Linked DNA regions of Homo sapiens: region 1 is linked to region 2. A link is a contact called in ENCODE Hi-C data. All regions are on one chromosome and are shown on one strand. Each heading gives the region's core, a stretch centred on a gene start or an enhancer-like site at or near the end of the contact. The rest is flanking DNA. Distances are from core to core; before and after follow the strand shown.

What was found. Hi-C counts contacts between places; a loop is a spot of excess contacts on that map. Pooled maps may share reads with other maps.
Region 1: a loop to region 2 is called in a pooled map, with 4 times the contacts of the local background. The contact joins the promoter of SUSD6 here to the promoter of PALS1 in region 2. A Hi-C loop is called at or near these places in 6 of 50 pooled maps.

What each region holds. Positions count from the first base shown.
Region 1 is chr14:69,610,249-69,612,969 of GRCh38, forward strand. SUSD6 (sushi domain containing 6) reads left to right here and starts at 1,348. Exons shown (of 6, transcript NM_014734.4): 1 at 1,348-1,580. RefSeq lists a silencer at 1,097-1,866.
Region 2 is chr14:67,239,705-67,242,712 of GRCh38, forward strand. It overlaps PALS1 (protein associated with LIN7 1, MAGUK p55 family member), which reads left to right and starts at 1,731. Exons shown (of 15, transcript NM_022474.4): 1 at 1,731-1,829. It overlaps LOC124903330 (a long non-coding RNA gene), which reads right to left and starts at 1,705. Exons shown (of 2, transcript XR_007064217.1): 1 at 1-1,705. It also overlaps a transcript of GPHN not described here. RefSeq lists an enhancer at 1,083-1,362 and a silencer at 1,343-2,312.

The DNA of each region.
Region 1 (2,721 bases), core at 98-2,597, 2.4 Mb after region 2:
CATCTTCTCTAATGAGTCTGGACCCAAGAAGGCAAGGAAGAAAGAAGGCAGAACAAGGATAGACTTATGAAAAAGGCATTATAGCAACGAGCCACAGGTTGCTGTGGGGCCCAGAAGGGAAGGGTTCTTTTGGGGATGGGTCTGTGTGCATGGGGAGGAGCATCCTGTTTATTTGGTTCAAGCTACTTCACAAGGACATGCCCTGTTAATTCACAGTGCTTTTCCCGAAAGCCTACTAGAACTAGGCCTGGTGAGAGGCCCTGAGAAGGTGTATCCTTTTGTCCAAGAGCATCTGGGAGAAGAGGCCTGCCTGACCCAAGCTGCAGCAAAGACACAAGTCTGTAGGTCCAGATGTGGACTCTACCACTGATTTACAAGTAGGAGTTCCTTAACACTTATGGAGGACCTCTGAGACCGACACGGTGCAAGGCCCTGGGGTACAAAGATAAAAAGCCAGAGTCCTCCCCATCAAGGCGCCACGGGCCCTGTAAACACATAAACCGAGGACACACTGCATGAGAGATCACCAATAAACGATGTAGCCATACAGTGCACAAACTGCTCACTCAGTATGTGCTAGAAAATAGCCCCAGAAGGCAAGGCTCAAGAGGGGAAATACAGTTAGGAATGTGGCAGGCTTCTAGCCCGGGCTCTGCCAGTCCTGGCTCTGAACTGCGGTTTTCTCAACCTTGAGATCCCTTGTGTGCTTTTAGTATGCTGAAGGATCACTCACTTCAGAATGCTAGTGAAAATACAGATTCCCAAGTCCGACCCCACTGAATCACAATGGCTGGAGGTCATTCGGGGCCCCGAATCTGCATTTTCACCCCCACCCACCCCCCGGGCAGCTTTAATGTTGGCAGGCTAGGAACCACAGTTCGGATTACTGCTTAACAGGGAGATAATAACCTGCTTCAGACGAGCTAGGTCAGACGAGCAATTCAAGAGCTAACAAGGCAACATGCGCCAAAAGCCTTGTAAACCTCAGGGCAGTACAATTCTTTGCAAATAATAGTAATTCAATCATGCAAATAATAATAATAGTAAACGAACTGGAGAGCGCACTGGAAACGCCGCATAGTCCAGCTGAGTCGGTGCCACCGCCCCATCCACTCCAGCGCAGAGGGACTGTCTCTTTAAGGACCCCCCACCTCCCCAACCGCGTCGCTTCTCCCTTGGGTACCTGGCCCGGCCGGCGGCGCGTGCGTGCAGGGCCTCCCGGCGGGGCGGTCGCGGCGGCGCGACGCCGGCGCCGTTGCGTGCGCGCCTGGCCCTGCCCCTTTCCCGCCCCTTCCCCGCCCCCTCCCCTCCGCGGGGCCTCCCCCGCCCGCGCGGTACAGCTGGGTCAGTGACGCGGGCGCTGCAGCCGTCGCTACCGCCGCGTTCTATTCTCCGAAGCCGGCGACCGCCCCACCTCCTCCCTCCCTCCCGCCCGCTTCCTCTGCCCACAGCGCCGGCCAGAGCGAGCTAGACAAGGGCACGCGGGGCCTCGCCTAGACCCGAGAAGACTGCGGGCGCGCGCAAGCGGCGGCGTGGAAGCTGTGAGCGCCCCCATCCCGGAGGTCTCCGCCGGCTCCCGGGTGAGTTGTCACCGCGGCCCGGGGGCGGCGGGGCCGGCATTGTGCCATCGACGCGCTCGGCCGGCTGTCAGGGGCGCGGGACCAGCGCGCACCGCCCAGGAGTGACGCTGGCCGGAGCCCGGGCCGGCTTCGGCGGCTCCCCGCGCTTCTCTGCGCCGGCCCGCTGTCACCCGGCCGCGAGCCGCGCCGCTGGGAGCCCCGCGCTGGCGTGGCGCGGCCAGCCGGCCAGCAGTGGGGGCTGCGCGGCCGGGGGGACCGGCGGCTGGTTTGCGGCCGGGAACTTGGTGACCCGCGGTCCGGGGCGCGCCGTCCCGCGTCGCTGCCCGGGCAGCACCGGAAGAGCCAGACGCCGTGCCGATGGGTGCAGAGGAGGTAGGCAGAGGCCCTCTGTGCCACTGTCATTACTGCCCTCAGCCCAGCAAAGCTGCGGGGCTTGCGCTGGGGCAGGGCTGGCTTAGAGAAGGTGGATTTCCTGAGGAAATCTCAGAGCCCGCCTGTGCGCACCGCGGCATTCGGGAGCCCCCGCGCCTCGGCTGCTCTTTAATCTCAAAAACTTCTCTTATTAACCAGGCTAAACTCCCCGAAACCAGCTATTTTCTTTCAAAAAGTAGGCACGTACATACAGACTTTCCTTTTTTCGCTTGGTTTTGAGACCCCAGCTATGAGTGTGGATCTGACTCTCCCTCATGGGAGTCGTGGCTGGGGAGCTGCTGAAGTGGAGAAAAGTTACCCTGGACGAATTTAGGAGCAGGAGGGGGAGGTGGTTATGGGGACAGCAAGACCCAGGAGCAAAGAGGCGTCAAAATAAAGTCTTGGGCTGGTTAAAGGGAAGTTGGCGTCTGGGCAAGGAGGCCTAAAGCTGTTGTTCCCACAGAATTTTCTTTCAGTGGCAGGCGACATGCTGGGCTTTGTTGCTCTCGCTAACTGGGCTCCTGTGTGCTCTTCCAGAGGTGCAGTAAGATTACTCAGTTCAATTAGGCCTAGGGATTTACTCCCTTTTTTGATCTACAGAGATGGGAAGTATGTCTTTCCTTCACAGTAGTTAATTCATTTCTTGCTGTTTTCGTTCCTCTGGTGTAAAAACATACATAGGAGTTACGCACACACACCTTTTCTGTTTTGGGAATTCCACACCCAAACT
Region 2 (3,008 bases), core at 481-2,980:
AATTAGCCGGGCGTGGTGGCTGGCACCTGTAATCCCAGATACTGGGGAGGCTGAGGGAGGAGTATCGCTTGAACCCGGGGAGCGGAGGTTGCAGTGAGCCGAGATTGCGCCACTTTACTCCAGCCTGGGCAAAAGAGCGAAACTCCGTCTCAAACAAAAACAAAAACAAAAGAACTTAGAAAAGGAAGTAAGTCACACACAGTAACCGTTTTTTCTTTTGGGGTATGGCTAGTAGTTTCTAGGAATCCTGGAGACTTTATCTGGATTTCAGTTAGGCATTTCACCAGTTCTCATGGCATCTTTATGGAGGAATATGGGCCAAGAAGACAGTTCGGTTGTGTCGTCCACCTGTATTCGAAGCCTACTGAGAAATTTTTGATGGCAGGAGCATTAAGGTCTTTAGTGGCATGCAGCAGAGTTCTGTCCTCCGCTCTGTCTTATTAAACACTTGGACAGAATGCTGATCAGATTTGAGAAGGATAACAAATCTGGGAAGGGTAGGCATCCCCAAAGATCTTCACCACCAGGAACAACGGTTTGCTTCGTTCAGGCCATCACAGTGTCCTTAGTGAGGGACACCACAACCCATAGGCTGTCCAGAGGAGCGTAATGGGGAAGAATGTGAAAGAGCTTGAAAATCAGGACCTGAGGACATTGCGAGATGGAAAAACACCGTGGGACAAAATGAGGAAAACCGAGAGAAATGGAAATGGCATATACGAAGGCTTTGAGGGAGGACTGTGCCCCTGGGGGAAACTGTGCCCCCGGGCTGGAGTCACAGGCATAGTTTGGCCTCATAGAAGGAGAGGTCGATTAACAAACCTTGCAAGTGTTCAAATGTGGAATGGGCTTGCTCGGAAGGTACTGTCAAGACAGAGACCATCCGAGGGCTTTTATTGCAAGTGTCGAGACACATTGCTGGTGTTTCTCCTTAGAACGTCCTCCAATCTGCTCTGACTTCCGCCCGCACCCGCCTGAGTCCTGCCCCATTCCAAGGGTGGCACATCCAGGTCCCGAGGGCGCCAGCCATGCCCGGAGCACGGGCTGATCTGCGTAACTCTGTCCCTTCGGGAGACTTCTGGGAAATAGTTCTAGTCCTTGCTATCCTTGCTTTCTGGTTTTCAGAAATCAGTGCAGCTGCTGGCTTTATGCAGTCTTCTGCGGGACACTGCACACATCCAGGTGTTTATGTCATTTTTTAAAAAAAACAAATGTTAGATTGGGTGACTAACTTGACAGGACATGAGGAATCTCTTCAAGAGGAATCAGATTTTCTTCAGGATACGTCATCCAGAGACAAGAGCCAAGGGATGTAGAAACCCAGGGAAGCCTCGCGTCCCCACAAAGCCCGCCGGCCAAATCCCGAAGGGGCTCTACCGGGCCAGCTAGCCCGGAGCAGTCCGCGTTTTAGACTTAGAGGCGCGCGACTGCGCGCACCCGGCTGGAGCTGCGGAGAGGACCAATGAGCGGGCGCTCTCTCCGCTCCGGCTCGGGATTGGGCAAGCCGCGCCAGCCTCTCACGGGCGGGGTGGGACTCGGATCCGCGCGCCCACTGCGCCAGAGTCCCGGGGGCGCGTGCGCGGTCTCGCGGCGGCCGCAGGGGCCGGTCTCGCGCGGTCTAGAAGTGGAGTTGCTGGCGGCTGCGGCGGTGACGGCGGCGACGGAGGAGGCAGGCGGTGGGGCGGGGGCGGGGACTAAGGATTCTGAGGTGGGGAGTCGGGAGTTTCTGGATTCTTTATCCGGAATTTCAAGGGCCGCCGGAGGGCTGTCGCTTCTGCAGTGCGTAGGAGCGGCCGGGGCGGGAGGCTCCGCGGAGCCGAGGCGTGGAGGTAAGAGGCGGATCGGCGGCGGCTGGGCTGTAGAGATCTTAATCAACAGGTCCCTGGGAGCGCGGCGGGGGAGGGGCGGGCGGCCGGGCTCCCCTTCCCCCACACGCTGCGCAAACTCCGGCCAGCGGGAGACCCCTGGCAGCCAGGCGGGCTTCCTCAGGCGCGCGAGCTGCGGCCGTGGAGGGTGTGAGCCCAACCTTTGTCCCTCGGAGCAACGCTGCCTGCGCGGTGCCCGCTCCTTCTGCTTGGCTGGGCATGCACCTTGGCGCGGGCCACAGCCAGCCGAGCCCGAGGTGCAGGGGGCGCGGCGGGGAGTCGTCTGCCCCCTGCGCCCTCTCTCCGAGGTCGCGACGCGCGGGACTCTCCCGGCCGGGTCTGGGAAATCGGCGAGGGAACGCTTTCCTTTAGAAGTCAGAATGTAGTCAGCGTTCCTCTGCCTGACTCAGCTGCTGGTATTCTGCTGCTCATTGCGTTCTTAAACACGCAAACAGTTCCTGCTTCCTTGTGACCACTTTAAAAGAAAAGCCTAGTTTTGTTCATGGTTTCTGATACTTTAAGGTTGCACGTTGAACTTTGAAGCATGTAAATTGTTATAACCTACGTTTAATGAAGTTTGCTTTAAACGATCTTTGTAGTAAATTATGTAACTTTCTAATGATCATAACTCACCTTCTGTTGATTGACATACAGTAATGTGTACGGAATGTAGGTTTCGGTCAAAAGGTTTTTCTTGGCAGTTTATGCTAAAATTAAAATCTGATGGCTAGGAAGTTTTTAGATGTAGTATGGAGTGTGTGTTTTGTCTCCATACTCGTTTAGAATAGTAAGAATTTAGATTTGGAAAGTCAGTTGAACAAAAATTTTGAAATTTTGATTTGACTGACGCAGTGAAAGGTGTTAATATTTCTGATTTTTTAAAAAAGCAATATCATGTTTTAATGATAGTTTACTAATTATGCTTTTGGATTATACCAGAAGTTAATAACCTGTTAAATTATGCAATAGGAACAAATGACGTGTTGGTTATTGGTGTCTTTGAAGTATTGGTGGTAATGAAACTTATTAAATAAGCTTCCTTGAATTAAGAACTACGATTTTTTTTTTTTACTAGATCCCTGTGGACATAGCTATTGTGGATAGGTTTTATAGGCTTTCTATTTGCGGCAGGATGAGCTATTA